2 separate regions of the Homo sapiens genome follow, and region 2 is linked to region 1. A link is a loop called in an ENCODE intact Hi-C map of the cell type or tissue named here. Cell type or tissue: MCF 10A. All regions are shown on one strand.

Evidence for each region. Peaks named below come from ENCODE experiments on the same cell type or tissue, not always from the same donor. Only the 100,000 strongest peaks of a DNase experiment are listed, where the experiment ranks them.
Region 2: it touches region 1 in a loop (5-fold over the local background); 3 of 110 quality-filtered maps call a loop at or near these places.

Annotation. Positions count from the first base shown.
Region 1 is chr11:129,327,376-129,335,375 of GRCh38, forward strand. LOC105369572 (a long non-coding RNA gene) reads right to left here and starts at 3,840. Exons shown (of 3, transcript XR_948175.2): 1 at 3,703-3,840. In MCF 10A, a CTCF peak has its summit at 4,626 (motif pointing left); DNase peaks (open chromatin) are centred at 4,016 and 4,616.
Region 2 is chr11:128,981,555-128,989,554 of GRCh38, forward strand. It overlaps ARHGAP32 (Rho GTPase activating protein 32), which reads right to left. Exons shown (of 23, transcript NM_001378024.1): 13 at 6,469-6,571; 14 at 4,970-5,114; 15 at 4,449-4,531; 16 at 275-382; 17 at 1-7. Among named protein-coding and RNA genes, the nearest start is that of TP53AIP1, 43 kb to the left of the region's middle. In MCF 10A, no CTCF peak of the experiment used is centred here; no DNase peak of the experiment used is centred here.

The sequences.
Region 1 (8,000 bases):
AAATGTGATAGTTTGATATTGTGTACATTATGGAAAGTTTGTATCAAGCTAATTAACATGGCCATCACCTCACATACTTCTCATTTTTCTGTAGTGAGAACATTTTAAATATATTATTTTAGTAATTTTGAAAAATACAATACATTTATTATTAACTTTGGCCATTTTGCTGTGCAATAGATCTGGAAAACCTATTCCTCCTATCCAACTGGAAGCTGATAGACTTTGGTCACCTTCTTCCCATTGCCCATTCCCCAATCCCACCCCAAAATTTTCTTGATGGCTCTCTTTAAACATTTCTTCGTGCTAATGAGCCCATGTCAGAGCACTGTCCTGAAATGACTCCTATTATTACTAAGCTGTATTAGTCCATTTTCACACTGCTATAAAGAACTGCCTGAGACTGGATAATTTATAAAGGAAAGAGGCTTAATTGGCTCATAGTTCCGCATTCTGGGGAAGCCTCAGGAAACTTACAACCGTGGCGGAAGGCAAAGGGGAAGCAAGGACCTTCTTCATATGGTGGCAGGAGGGAGAAGTGCAAGCAGGGGAAATGCCAGACACCTATAAAACCATCAGCTCTCGTGAGAACTCACTGTCATGAGAACAGCATGGGGGAAACAGCCTCCATGATCCAATCACCTCCCTCCCTCAACACCTGGGGATTACAGGCCCCTTCCTCCACATGTGGGGATTACAATTTGAGATGAGATTTGGGTGGGGACACAGAGCCATACCATAGCGTAAGCCTTTTAAGGTGAGCTCCAGGAGTTGCCCTGCATGCTTCAGGATGGCCTGCCCAGGACATATCCCCTCTTTGCTGTGTGCTTTCTGCCTCTCCTGGTGTCCTGTAAGGTCACTTAGGTTCCCAGGAGGCCACCACAGCTGACCACCGATTCTCAGGAACGTAGCCATCCAGAAATGGAGGACAGGGCAGCCTACTTTTGATGAAAGTAGATGAAGAAATCGCTGGGTACTGGATGTTTTGAGGAAAGCAAAGCTAGGTTGGGAATGACAATAGGTGAACAGATGGGAAAAAAGAGCGGAACCCTCATAGATGAAGGGCAAAATGAGGCGTGGATGCTTGGAGGGGGGTTTAGAGGGAGGTTGCTGAGAGAAATGGCATGGGTGCCAGGAAAGGTGAAGGGTGGGAGGTTAACCTTTCTAACTCACAATTTTACCTCGACTTTCCATAGTCCAATGCTTAAAAATTATTTGAAATGGCAGCTTCTGAACTAAATCTAAGACTCAAGTTTCTGAATTTAGCTGTCAAAGAAAAATGATTCCATTTTAATTTTATTTTAATATGCTTCTGTTCTATGAATTTCATCTCAAAATGTTTTACATTTGCACTTATGCAAAATGTATGATTAAATTCAGAATAAAAGTGATATATCTAGAGATATCTGTTAATCTTTTATTCTCTCAGGTCAGCCTATTAAGCAAATTCACTAGTTAAGCAAATTCAGTTTTCAATTTAATTGAAACAGACAAGAATTTTCACTAGCAAAAAGCTGAAATATAAATAAATATGTGTTTTCACATCTATGTTTCTTTTCCAAGTCAGCTGGTAGGAAAATTTGCTGTGAATTTAAATGGTCCCTTTTCATCAAGAGAAAGCTGTTGGGCTGTAATTCCCTAACACTCTTTCCCTCTCCTTTCTCTTGAAAATTTCTCTTCAGCAAAACCTGCCTGGGATGGATTAGTAGAATCAGGCTGCCATGGCTGGAGGAGATATCTTGCAGATCATGGAGTTCAACCCTTATTTTATGCAGATGAAAGAGCCAGAGAAGCTGCTGATTTGCTTTGCTTGCAGTCACACAGTTAGTTGCTAGCCAAGTGTTAATCCCTTAGAGAATGTTCTACTCCTAGTTCTTGGACTTCCGGTGTTTAAGTTCAGGTAATTTGTCTTCCACGCTAGAAGACAGTCCTCCATCTCTCCTCCAGAGCTCCAGTGTGGCCTTCTCTAATTTTCACAGATGTACACACCTTGGCTGAATCATGGCTCTGCCTCTTCTGTGAGAAATGTGAAGGCCACAAGGAGCCCAGAGGTAGGGCCTATTTCTTTTTCTTTTCCTTTTTTTTGAGACAGAGTCTCACTCTGTAGTCCAGGCTAGAGTACAGTGGTGCGATCTCGGCTCATTGCAACCTCCACCTCCCAGGTTCTCCTGCCTCAGCCCTTCAAGTAGCTGGGACTACAGGGGTGAGCCACCATGCCCAGCTAATTTTTGTATTTTTCGTAGAGATGGGGTTTCACCATATCGGCCAGGCTGGTCTTGAACTCCTGACCTCAAGTCATCCACTCACCTTGGCCTCCCAAAGTGCTGGGATTACAGGTGTGAGCCACTGGTAGGGCCTATTTCCAACTGGAGGGGAGGACTGGTGAGGAGGACTCTCAAGAGAAAAAGCCAAGATGAGTGTATTGAGTAGCCTGGTTTGTATCTGGGTGTGCTTTATGTCTCTGGCTATTCTCTTGGTACCTCTATCTGCTGTACACAGCGGGAGAGGAGAGAGCAGGAAGAGGGTAGAATAAGACCCCTGTGTTTTTCATTTTGTTCCTTGGATGACTGGTAGCGAATGTAGTACTGGTCCCATTACTCATCGGTGTTCTCGGCAGAAGGGGCCTTTGGGAATATTGTCCTACCTTTAATCTCCTTGGCATGTTCAGAAATAATACGCTGCTAGCCTCTGACAAGAAAGCATGCAGCCCTGAGTGATCACTGAAGGCTCTTCCTTACTGAGGCCAGGTCTGGGTTGGTTACACTGTGTCAGCCTAAACAGTGAAGCTTAGTATGGTGGCTGCTGGAGTCCTGCTAAGTGAATAAATTAGACTTAGGAAGAATAATTGCATAGGCCTGGTTGGGTAGCATTGCCGTCTGGCTCTATTTATCATCATAGAAAAGTATACCATATGCTATGGAGGTAGTGAAAAGAGCAGACAGCTCTTTCTGGAATGTTGGGAAGGTTTTATGGAGGTGGTGACATTTGAGTTGAGCCTTGGTATAGCAGCTTGTCCTGCGGAAATAGGGCAGGGGTGAGTGCAGAAGTGGAAAATCCATGCAGAGAATAGCCACATAGACAAGGACTCAAAAGAGAGAATGGAGTAGACTCTCTGCTTGCAGTTTTCTTTCAAAGATGGAATAAAAGAAAAATGACCAACTTGCTTGGAGAAAATACATTTTTATGATGCTTTGTTCTGATACTATCCTTAAGCACTAAGTGCATGGGCATGTGTGGAAGGTGGTCTTCGTAAGTCGATGAAAGCTGTTTTTACAGATTAAAGAGTGTATAGAAACATGTATGTGCATATACATGCTGACATCCATGCAAGGAGACAATTGTCCTTTGTGGCTGGCTTGGAAATCATCCTGCTCTTGGTCTTGCAAAATTCAGCCTTGTATTGATTGTAGTGATCACAGATTTTTAGACCACAGAGATGACATAATCCAACAGCCTTGTTTTTATAGCCAATAAGCCTGAGGCCCAGTGAATGACTTGCCTAACGTTAGTATTTCACCCACCTAGTAAGTGGGGGAACCAAGACAAGAATTTGGGTGCTCCTATGGACTGAGTTATGTCCCTCCGAAATTTAGTGTTGAACTCCCGAGCCCCAGTATCTCAGAATGTGACTCTATTTGGAAATAGGGTTTTATAAAAATAATTAAGTTAAAATAAGGTCATTACGGTGGACCCCAATCTTACCTGACTGATGTCATTATAGGAAGAGGAGATTGGTTACAGACAAGCACAGAAGGAAGACCACACGAAGACACAGAATGGAGGCTCTCTCTATGCTACACAGAGAAGTCTCAGAAGAAACCAATCTTGCTGGCACCTTGATCTCAGGCTTCCAGCCTCCAGAATTGTGAGAAAATAAAGTTCTGTTGTTTGTCACCCCATCTGTGGTAGGTTGTTATGGCAGCCTGAGGAAACTAATACAGGTGTCCTAATGGAAAGGCCCATGCTCTCATAGCTGCTTGGCAGCCTCCAGGGTGAGTAAGATGTGGCTGGAACGCAAGCACGCATTGTCTGCAAGTCCTCAGCTGCTGAGGGAAGGCTGGACCTTGTGCTTGGCTGCAGGGTGTGGCCTCTGACACGGAAGCACTTTTCCAGCCCTGGGTGACTCTTGGAGTGAGTATTATCACAGACCATGTCTGCACAATTTACATCCACCAATGAATTAACTTCTATTTACAAGACTTGAAGAAATGCACCAAGGTCGGCTGAATGAAAACTCAACGTCAGTAGCATTTTGTAATTGATGATGATGATGATGAATTAATTTGTGTACAATGACTATCAATACCTATTATCAATATCCATTACTTTTTTGTTTGTTTATTTGTTTTTTTGGGTTTTCTTGTTTTGTTTTGTTTTTTTTTTTTTGCATGTCTGAACTCTCTATCTTGGTTGTAGCCTCATTGTGGACAAGGAGTACAATAACATACTCAATTTTGCATCCTTTGCTGTTAATTAAAAAAAAATCCTCATTCGATAATGAGAAGAAAAATTATCAGCAATTATCTTAACAAGCAGCTCCCCGGCTCTGGCATGAGCACAAGGTCATCTAATTGGTGCCCATTGGAGACGCTCCGTCAGACTCCCCGTTGACATACTGCCATCTGGTGGAGCTGGGCGGGCGGATCAGCTTTCACAGTCTGATGTTGCCTGTGTCTCGACATATGTTTGTTCCCGGTTCCTGCTGATTTTCCTGACAGCTGTCCAAATCCAGGGGCGAGCACCATGCAGGCCCAGGCCTTGGCAGAATACTGAAGGAGGCAAACATTTGCTTCGGTGTTCTGCTGCTTTCCCTATCAGCGATACTCACAGCCTGGTGTGCTTCCTCTTCTGGATGAAATCTTGAATTCTGTTCCACAAATTAACACCTCTTTCCCTGCCCCAAATTTATTTTATTTGCATAGACCTCACAGTTTATACATTGCTTCTGAAACTCCTCTCCCATTTGATAGTCAAACAACTTTTCGAGTGTGCTGGACTAGAATATTAACCTCCTTCAACAAAAATTTATTGAATATTGATTGTACTCAGACTGGGAACTACGGTTACAAAGACAGAAAGACCAGGGCCAACTTAATTCATGGTTACAGAAGGCCCAGTACCCGAAGCCCACAATATTTTTAGAATCCCATGAAGATGTTTTAATTTCTTTTAAAATATAAGAAAACATGAAATTTTAGGTGCAAGAAAAATGAGTATCTTTATGCCAATGCAAATTTTTAACACAATTTTAGTATTTTTAAATTATAACATTTAATATTTTTATGGAGGAAGAAGTCCATGAAGGCAAAATTCTCCAGGACCCACAAAAATTGTAACGCCGTCTTGGGAAAGGCAGGAATAAAATTAGATAATCATGCATATAAAAGCTGCTGCTGGCCAGGCATGGTGGCTCATGCCTGTAATCCGAGCACTTTGGGAGGCTGAGGCAGGCAGATTGCTTGGGTTCAGGAGCTCAAGACCAGCCTGGGCAACTTAGTGAAACCCTGTCTCTCTCTCCATATATATATAATTTTATATATAAATATAAATATATATGTTATATATATATGTCTGAATATTTAGCTAGGTGTGGTGGTGTGGGCCTGTAGTCCCAGCTACTTGGGAGGCTGAGGCAGGCAGATCGCTTGAGTCCAGAAGTTCAAGGCCAGCGTGGGCAATTTGGCAAAAACCCCATCTATATTTGTAGAGATATATATAAATATATATATATATATTTAGCCAGGTATGGTGGCATGGGCCTGTCATCCCAGCTACTTGGGAGGTTGAGGTGGGAGGATCTCTTGCGCCCAGGAGGTCAAGGCTGCAGAGAGCCACGATCCTGCCACTGAACTCCAGCCTGGACAACAGAGCAAGACTCCATATCAACAAACAAACAAACAAACAAACAAACAACAAACAGTAATGTGGGACCATGGAGTGGGAGGAGTTTTAGTTTGTCTCTAAGTAGAGTTGAAATATGTTTGATTGAACACATCAGGAAAGACAGAAAGTAATTGTGTTGGAGCTTAGGAAACTGCTGGAAGGGAACAGGAGCTATGGCCAGTCCTGGGGTTCAGAGGTGCTGGGAATATCTGGTAAATGGTTGTAAAGCCTGTCAGAGATTCATTCCTCCAGGGATAGTATGAAGGGAGTTAGAAGGAGTTTCCTGGAAGAGAAATTATCCTAAGGAAGAAGAAAACAGGCCAGGTGTAGTGTCTCACACCTGTAATCCCAGCATTTTGGGAGGCCAAGGTGGGTGGATCACTTGAGGCCAGGAGTTTGAGACCAGCCTGACCAATACTGTGAAATACCATCTATACTAAAAATACAAAAATTAGCCAGGAGTGGTGGTACACTCATGTAGTCCCAGCTACTCGGGAGGCTGAGGCACCAGAATCACTTGAACCCAGGAGGGGGAGGTTGCAGTGAGCCGAGATTGTGCCCCTGCACTCCAGCCTGGGTGACGGAGTGAGATCCCATCTCAAAAAAAAAAAAAAAAAAAAAAAAAGGCAAGAAAAGAAAAGAAAACAGCCACAGGCTTCACCCTATAAGAAAGCCCTACTCACCCTCCTAATGGGACAAGTAATGTACAGGATGCCTGTCACTTGAATTTATTGCCTGCCTAGTTCTATGAAGAGCCTTAAAGTACCCAGTTAAAGTGGACTTATTTGTGAGTACTTATGAGACCCTCTTTGAACTCTCAGAGGCACTTCCCACAGTGGGGACCTTGTCAGCAGGGCTGTCATCCTAGTGGTGCAAAGTGGCATCTCACTGTGGTTTTAATTCCCAAATGACTAATGATGTTGAGCATCTTTTCATGTGGCTACCTCTCATTTCTGTAACTTCTTTGAAGAAATGTCTATTTAGAATCTTTGCCTACTTTTTAATCTAATTATCTTTTTATTATTGAGTGGTAAGAGTTCTTTATATATTCTGGATACAAGTTCTTTACATTATTTGCAAATATTTTCTTTCAGTCTTTCGGTAAAAGCTTTTAATTTTGATGAAGTTCATTTTATTTTTTTTTCTTTTATTGCCCATGCTCATAGTCTCATAGCTAAGAATCTTTTGCCAAAGCCAAGGTATTATGGTTTGAATGTGTCCCCCAAAGTTCATGTGTGGAAACTTAATCCCCAATGCCACAGTTGAGAGGTGGGCTTTTTTTTTTTTTTTGAGATGGGGCCTAGTATAGGCATTTCAGCTTTCTTATGGTTGTTGTTTGCATGATATATCTCTTTTCTATTCTTTTACTTTTAATCTCTTCATCTCTTTGGAATTAAGGCATGGCTCCTGTAGACAGCATATAGTTGAATCATATTCATCTATCCAGTCTGAAAATCTCTATCTTTTTATTGATTTGTATTTATTTATTTATTTTAATTTTACTTTACGTTCTGGGATACATGTGCAGAACATGCAGGTTTTTACATAGGTATACATATGCCACAGTGGTTTGCTGCACCTATCAACCTGTCATCTAGGTTTTAAGCCCTGCATGCATTAGGTATTGTCCTAATGCTCTCCCTCCCCTGACCCCACCCCTGGACAGGCCCTGGTGTGTGATGTTCCATTCCCTGTGTCCATGTGTTCTCATTGTTCAGCTCCTATTTATGAGTGAGAACATGCAGTGTTTGGTTCTCTGTTCCTGTGTTAGTTTGCTGAGGATGATGGTTTCCAGCTTCATCCATGTGCCTGCAAAGGACATGAACTCATCCTTTTTTATGGCTGCATAGTATTCCATGGTGTATAATGGGATTGCTGGATCAAATGGTATTTCTGGTTCTAGATCCTTGAGGAATCACCACACTGTCTTCCACAATGGTTGAACTAATTTACACTCCCACCAACAGTGTAAAAGCATTCCTATTTCTCCACATCCTCTCCAGCATCTGTTATTTCCTGGCATTTTAATGATCACCATTCTAACTGGCGTGATATGGTATCTCATTTTGGTTTTGGTTTGCATTTCTCTAATGACCTATGATGATGAGCTTCTTTTC
Region 2 (8,000 bases), 350 kb before region 1:
TTTTGATCTGTGAGGTAAACATTTTCATCACAGAGTTGTAAAGATAGCAGTCGTCAAGGGCCTCTTTTTTTAAACGTGTAAATCTCAGACAAACAGAGGAAGAAATCATACTTTTACTGTCCCTTAGCTAAGGCCCAGTTGCCTGTTTTAGGGAGATGCAAATAAAAAGAACAGATTTGTTTAATCTTTTAAAAGTTTCCTTAAAGAACACTGATGAATCAGCCTTTTATTTAGGATTAGTTCTACTAAAATTAATAAGTGAAATGCAAATTACCTTAACAGGTTTGGAGCCCAAACAATTGCTAGATTTTTTGCATGCATATTTGTGATGGAACAATAGTCAGCTAGAAGAGACAAGTGTCTCATCAGGAACTCCAGTGTTCTGGAAATAAAATACAACATATTAACAGAAAGAAACATGATGCAGCAGTATAGAACATAAAAGCCTGCTAATTAATTCCTAAGTTTGCAATAGCAAAATGAAGAAAGGGACCATACAAACCCAAGAGAACTTTTTTTTCCTGCTTAACAGGTTGAAATATTACTATTAGAAGTGAATCTTCCACCAAAGCTAGTTTCTGGAACAAATAATATTTTGAAGTTATGCCATTCTACTTGCAGCAGACATACTAACAGGAAAGGATTTCAACACTTCTATGAAAGAAAACAGTAATGTCTCAAAAGCCTTAAAACAGTTACAAGAAAAATTCCAATAGGCATCAAGGGGAGAATATTTGAGCAAAGGATATGCTTTTGAAATAAAGAGCCTAATTCAAATCCTCATATTCTGGTTTATCTTGACTACTTAAAATTTGCTTTACTTAAACAATTCCACATATATTGTGATTAAACAATAGGGAAGAGTACTTTTGAAAACAAGACATGATCACCTTAAATGTAAGTTAAACCAGGTAAGTGCCGTGTGTGTGTGTGTGTGTGTGTGTGTGTGTGTGTCTGTGCGCATGCACACACAGAGGTATTATCTATCACCTAGCATGTCTCAAAGCGTCCTACCTAATAGTGCCCAGAGTAAAACTACTAAAGACAACGGGCTGGGTGTGATGGCTATTGCCTGTAATCTCAGCAGTCTGGGAGGCTGAGGCAGGCAGATCACTTGAACTCGAGAGTTCAAGACCAGCCTGGGCAACACAGTGAAACCCCATCTCTACAAAAAGTGTAAAAACAATTAGCTGGGTGTGGTGGTGCATGCCTGTAGTGCCAGCTACTCGGGAGGCTGAGGCAGGAGGATTGCTTCAGCCCAGGAAGGTTGAGGCTGCAGTGAGCTGTGATCATGCCACTGCACTCCAGCCTGGGTGACAGAGTGAGACCTTGTCTTTAAAAAAAAAAAAAAAAAAAAAAAAAAGGACAATGAATGGGAGACAGAAATATAAGGCTGTATTATATGAAACAGTAATGAAAGATAAAATGTGGTCTACATCCGAGCCACAAAGATTCAGATGGGCCTAACATGAATTTGAGAGGAAAAGGAATATCATAGTTAGACTCGGCATTAGGCATTGTTCAAGAGGCTTTTACCAGCAGTCTCATTTAATTCTCATAATAGCTCTAACAAGCACAGAATTACCATTCCCCTTGTACCGAGGACAAAGTCAAGGTTGCTGGGGTTCCACAGACTAGCAGTGGCAGTGCTGCATTTCAAATCAAGGTCAGAGTGGCTCCAAAGTGCCTGCGCGTTCAAGGGCATTGTAGTTGCTTTACAGTTAAAATGGTAATTCTCTGTCTCTGCTGTATATAATTAAGAGAAGACAAACCGAAGTGAGGCTGGCCTGGGTATGACATAGAGGTGAGAAGCTTGAGAAACGTATTTAGATCGCAAGGACAAAAAACCAAACACCGCATGTTCTCACTCATAGGTGGGAATTGAACAATGAGATCACATGGACACAAGAAGGGGAACATCACACACCGGGGCCTGTTGTGGGGTGGGGGGAAGGGGGAGGGATAGCATTAGGAGATATACCTAATGTAAATGACGAGTTAATGGGTGCAGCACACCAACATGGCACATGTATACATATGTAACAAACCTGCATATTGTGCACATGTACCCTAAAACTTAAAGTATAATAAAAAAATAAATAAATAAAATAGAATAAAGCCAGGCTCCTCAGCCAAAAAAAAAAGAAAACCATGTAAAATTTTATTACTTGAGGAAGGTGAATGAAGGGAATGATTAAAGGACTTCAGGAATGTATTTTATGAGAATTGCAAATTTAAAAAACCAAAGACATCTATTTGGTTTGCCTATCTGATTATAAGGATGTCTTTAAAAGTTAATGTAGAATTTTAGTCAGGATTCCACAAAATGAGCACTTTTATATTCAGCAGATGAGAGTGTGAATTGTATAAAACTTCGCAACCTGGAACGTAATTTGGATATTATTGTCTAATATTGAGAATAATAATTTAGATTTCCAGAATTTCACTGCCAGGTCATTATCCTGTAATAAAAAACATAATCTAGATACCATGTAAAAGGATGGCCCTCATAGTAATATTCAAAATTGGAAAAGGAAGGCCGGGCACAGTGGCTCACACCTGTAATCCCAGCACTTTGGGATGCTGAGGTGGGTGGATCACCTGAGCTCAGGAGTTTGAGACCAGCCTAGGCAACATGGCAAAACCCCAACTCTACCAAAAATACAAAAAATTAGCTGGGCATGGTGGTGTGTGCCAGTGGTCTCAGCTACTTGGGGGGCTGAGGTGGGAGAATCACTTGAGCCTGGGAGGCAGAGGCTGCAGGGAGCCAAGATTGTGCCACTGCACTCCAGCCTGGGTAACAGAGTGAGACCCTGCCTCAAAAAAAAAAAGGAAATAGAAAACACCCCATACCACCATATATGTAGATTAAATATGCAAATTATGAAAGGTTAAATAACATGGCATATCCAAATGAGAGAACATGATGGAAAATTACGCTTTTCAAGAACATCTAAGGAATTCAGAAATGTTAATGTTAAAATTTTGGATAAAAAGTCTATATCAAAAGATATACAAAGTAGGAGATACACACACATATAAGTTATAGTGAAGAAAAGAGTTACACAAGATATTGTATACATTATAAAGCAGGAGATATACATGTACATATTAATAGCAGGCAAGGTATGAAATCCAGGTAGGGCATACATGGTAAGTAATATAATATATATTAGAAGACAGGCAAAGTGGATAATATTAGGATATATATACATATAAGTATCTATAGTCAAGCTATAAAATAGTGTGCAGAAGATATAAAACATATATGCAGTGTATATTATTGAACATCTATCTGCAAGACTCTATTCTGGAAATACAGTGATAAACAAGACAGAATTCATGACCTCAAGTACCTTATGTTTTAGAAAGATTGTATACAGATAGTCTCCAACTTACAATGGTTCAATTTATGATTTTTTGACGTTTATGATGGTGCAAAGGTGATAAACATTAAACAGAAACCACAATTAGAATTTTTTTTTAAATGGAGTCTCGCTTTGTTGTCCAGCTGGGGTGCAGTGGCATGATCTCGGCTCACTGCAACCTCCACCTCCCAAGTTCAAGTGATTCTCCTGCCTCAGCCCCCGAGTAGCTGGGATTATAGGCGCGTGCTACCATGCCCGGCTAATTTTGTAGTTTTAGTAGAGACGGGGTTTTGCCATGTTGGCCAGGCTGGTCTCAAACTCCTCACCTCAGGTGATCCACCCACCTCGGCCTCCCAAAGTGCTGGGATTACAGGTGTAAGCCATGGCGCCTGGCCTATAGTGCTGATTTTTGAAATATATACATAAGCAATGTCATTTTGAAAAAAAAAATTAAATTACTTAATTTGCATATTACTAGAACATCCGCTGAGTTTAATTTCTTGTCAGTAATTGGAATTTTAAAATGTATCTTTTGTTTCTTTGCATACTGGAATCTAGTTTCTACTGTTGTCTTTTTCTAACTGGCAAAGTAACTTTCAATTTTATTCTGGCTTTCTCAGACATAACCATAAATATTTCCAACACTCCAAACTAACACACAAATCAAATTAGGTTTTAAAATGTAGCAACAACAATAAAACCAAAGAAGAAACTAAAACAAACAAACAAAAAACCCCCAAGTTTAGTCAGCCATCCCTTTGTCCATCCATTCATTCATTCAACCTTTAAGTACCTATGGAATGCTAAACAGTGTGCCAGGCCCTGGGGATCTAAGGACAAATGAATATCTATACATAAACATATACATATACATATAGGTACACATACATATAGTGTGTGTGTGTGTGCGTGTGTGTGTGTGTGTGTGTGTGTGTGTATATATATATATATATATATATATATGAAATGGAAGTTTAATTAGAACTCCAAGGAAGTTTAAATAGAAATCCAAAGGAAAAAAAAACGTTTACAGGTCAACCGACTTCTACCTCTGCCTGGTATTTACCCACTGTGGCTGACCTGTAGTGTGGTGGGGGGAGCTGCTGGATGACATCGTGGATTTTTATCAGCCTTTCTTCATCTGTTGCTGCTGAAACTGCATCCTAGAAGAGTCACAGTACAAAATAAACTAGTGAGCTCTGTTAGTAAAAATGAAAGTTCACTTACAATTCAGTTTTCACTCTGAGATCAACTTGCTTTGCTCTTGGATGTGAAATGGCGAGGAAACACAACATTGTATTCAGGAAGTAAACTGTTTCCACACAGTGTGAACACTGAGATCTACGAAACTAATTTTAAAAAGGCTTGATGGTCATCAGTATTAAGTGTGACAAGACTAGCAGCTCAAAGTCAGAAAGCACAAGAATGACAATGTGAAAACAGCAAAGACCACCGACTAGCTGGCAATATTTGTTTTTTTAAGGAGTCATTTCAGTCACAGAACTATTTCTTACATGTGACCAAACCAAAGTTCATGTGTTTTGAACAAAAGCACAGCAAAGTTCCACAAAGAATTAGATTCAAAAGTAGCCTGTACTCACAGAAAATTTCTCATACAGCTGGTAGGTAAGCAGAGGGTTTGGGAGTTCCCGGAAGTACAGCTTACATAGGGAACCCACAGAATGGATGTCCTGAACATACGGTTCTTTCGTCAGGTCGGGGACGTGCTCAGAGTCAAATTCATGGCTGACGTAGACAGAAGAGGACAAGCAAATCATTTGATTGAGGAGAGCAAATATGTGTCTTAAAAACAGAAAGCATAAGCTCCAAAAGTGTTCAGCTCTATCTCAGTGAGTTGCTATTATCTTCCATTAATTATATTTCATTTAAGTTGTGTTTGGACTTCAGCAACAACTGGATGTCTTAGTACAAGATAGATGTCTTTCTATGTGGAAATTAAGGGCACAGCTTTAATATTAAAATGGACAATAGCCTCTGAGATACATATGAATGAACAGCTCTTATAGTACAACAGTCTGAAAACAGGACTCCTAATTGCTAATGACTTGAATATCCAATATTTTGGCAATTCCAGAGACTAGTGTTGAATGGCAATTGATCTATGAACAATTATGAGCAGAAATTCCTCAGATACAGATTGTACAACACAGAAATGCTTTCCCGAAGCAGGATAAAAAAGTCAGAAACAACATAAAGCAATTCCTAGCTAACAACAAATTTTAATAGGCAGGAAAATCTGTATCATTAGAATGAGTAAAATAAAAGTTGTACGCAGAATAGTAAGGCAGAGTAAGCTCACTCTCCAGGAGGTTAATTAATATTCATCCACGGGCATGAGACCACTTATCATCTACCTAGAGGATTAATGTGTGTGTACAATATGAGATTTACTTTGTCTTAAACTGAAGACTGAAACTGTCTTTAGTACAAGGACTAATTTATGTATTTTTCAAGCATGTATTTCCCAAAACTGAGATGGGCTCTATGATCTGTTAAAGTATTAAAATCTCTACAGAATAATGGCAGTTATCATGTACTACAGTAAAAAAGAAAGGGTAATGGCATGTCAAGAATAGTCTAGAATCCAAGAGATTAAGCAAAAATAAAATATTGCAGGCACAGAGTTTGTCACTGTTTTTGTCTCAGAGAAGATTTGGGGAGGATGTGAAATATGTAGAGATGCATACTTGAACATAAACACAGAATCAGGGTCAAAGGAGATTAGAAAATGTTCCATTCCCATCCATTTTAATTAACACCTAAAGAATAATTTTATTATAATGCAAATTTCCTCTCTCATGGCTGTCATCGGTTCAAACTCAATTTGTTAAAATCTTCAAACACTATAAAGAGGCAAAATACAAGTACTGAAGAGATTAAGGTGCATGGTTCTCTGATACTACAGATGAAAAAAATGCCATTTAGAAAAGTATACAGAGACAATAACATGTATATTATTTCCTATTTTATCTAAATTATCTTTAATGAAAATAGGTTATCAAAGTAAGTGAATCTGTTTTAAAATATTTGCATTTTAATTAGTTAAGAAGGAGTGAAAAAGTGCCATATAAGATTTTACCGTAGTCTCTGGATATTGGAGGCAACACCAGAAAGGCGATAGATTCCATCCACGATGCCATATCTCTCAATGAATGCTGTGCAGCTTTGAAGAACCTGCGGCACTAAAGAGAATTTGTAAAGAAACAGATGAAATTGTAGTATTCACTGGAACCAAAGTTGCCAAAAAATAAGATTGTCTTAGTTTACAAAAGTAAAATAAAATTTGTAAATTAAAGTTAAAAGGAGCAAAAATTAATCCACTACAAAAAATGATGAGGGTATATTTATTTAATTGCCCACCTAAATTAGATAACTAATTCCTGAATAATCAAGACTGGTTCTATGTCATGATATTTAAGTGAGTAAGAGAGTTCATACATTATTAGGACAGTCTTTCTTCTGCAGTAGACTCATTTAGATCATGTTACAGTTACACATTACAGCAAAGTGAACTGTTTAGTCCTAACACCATGCCAGATTTTTAAGAAATACAGCTGTTCAGCTGACTTTCATATATAGCAAATGAATATATAAAGTTAAATGCTTGTCCCAACAACATAATTACTTGTAAGTGCTACAAAGTTTTGCTTCTAGAAAAGGATCTTCTATATTTTCATAGTTAATGCAAATTCTGACTTTATTCAATCAACAAAACACCAATATAATGCAAAGCCCAAGGCAATTTCAAACAGATGGAATCTTGTAATTTCCTGGCCATATTTACATTAACTTTATTGACATTTTGACTTTATATTATCAGCTTGTAATACAGGGCACTCTCTCTGGTTAGCTCTATGAATATACACTGGACAGCTATGCTGGGGCATGCAGTATAAAACAGAATTTTCAAAATATATGATAAAGCATTTTATAACCATTCAAACATTTACAGCAGCTGAGAATTTAACAATAGTTGTTTTGCAATGCAGATTGATGAGTTTACAGACTTTAGTATGATCATTTGATAGGGTTAATTAAAATCCTTGAAAAGAAATGCTTGGAAAATTTGGTCTGCAAAGAGCTACTATACTAGAGATGAAACATTCAGAGTGGCAAATGAAACAAATAAGGCATTTTAATAAGATAATTTTAGTGAATGTATTTCATTAACAGTATATTGTCATTCCTTTATTATTATAACCAACTTTTCCTTGGTTTTCCTGACTTTTATTGTCCTTCATGCAATCCATCTTTAAATTCTGTCAGATCCTATAACAACATTTAAAACTTAACCTCATCTTTGATTAAAAAAATCAAAAAACAAAAACCAGCAGCTGATAGTATTAAGTACTAAATATATGCCAGGCTAAGTACTTTACAATGCATACTCTCTGATTTTCAGAGATATCCTACAAGGAAAGTACTATATATTCCCAATTTTTACAGAGAAGAAATTGTATCTTAGAGAGAGTAAGTTTTACCCAAGGGCAGGCAGGAAACACTGGCAGAAGTGAGAGATTCCAACTCAGGCAGTCCAAGTACAGAGCCAATGCTTTTGTTTTGTTTTTTATTTCACACACACACACACACACACACACACACACACACACA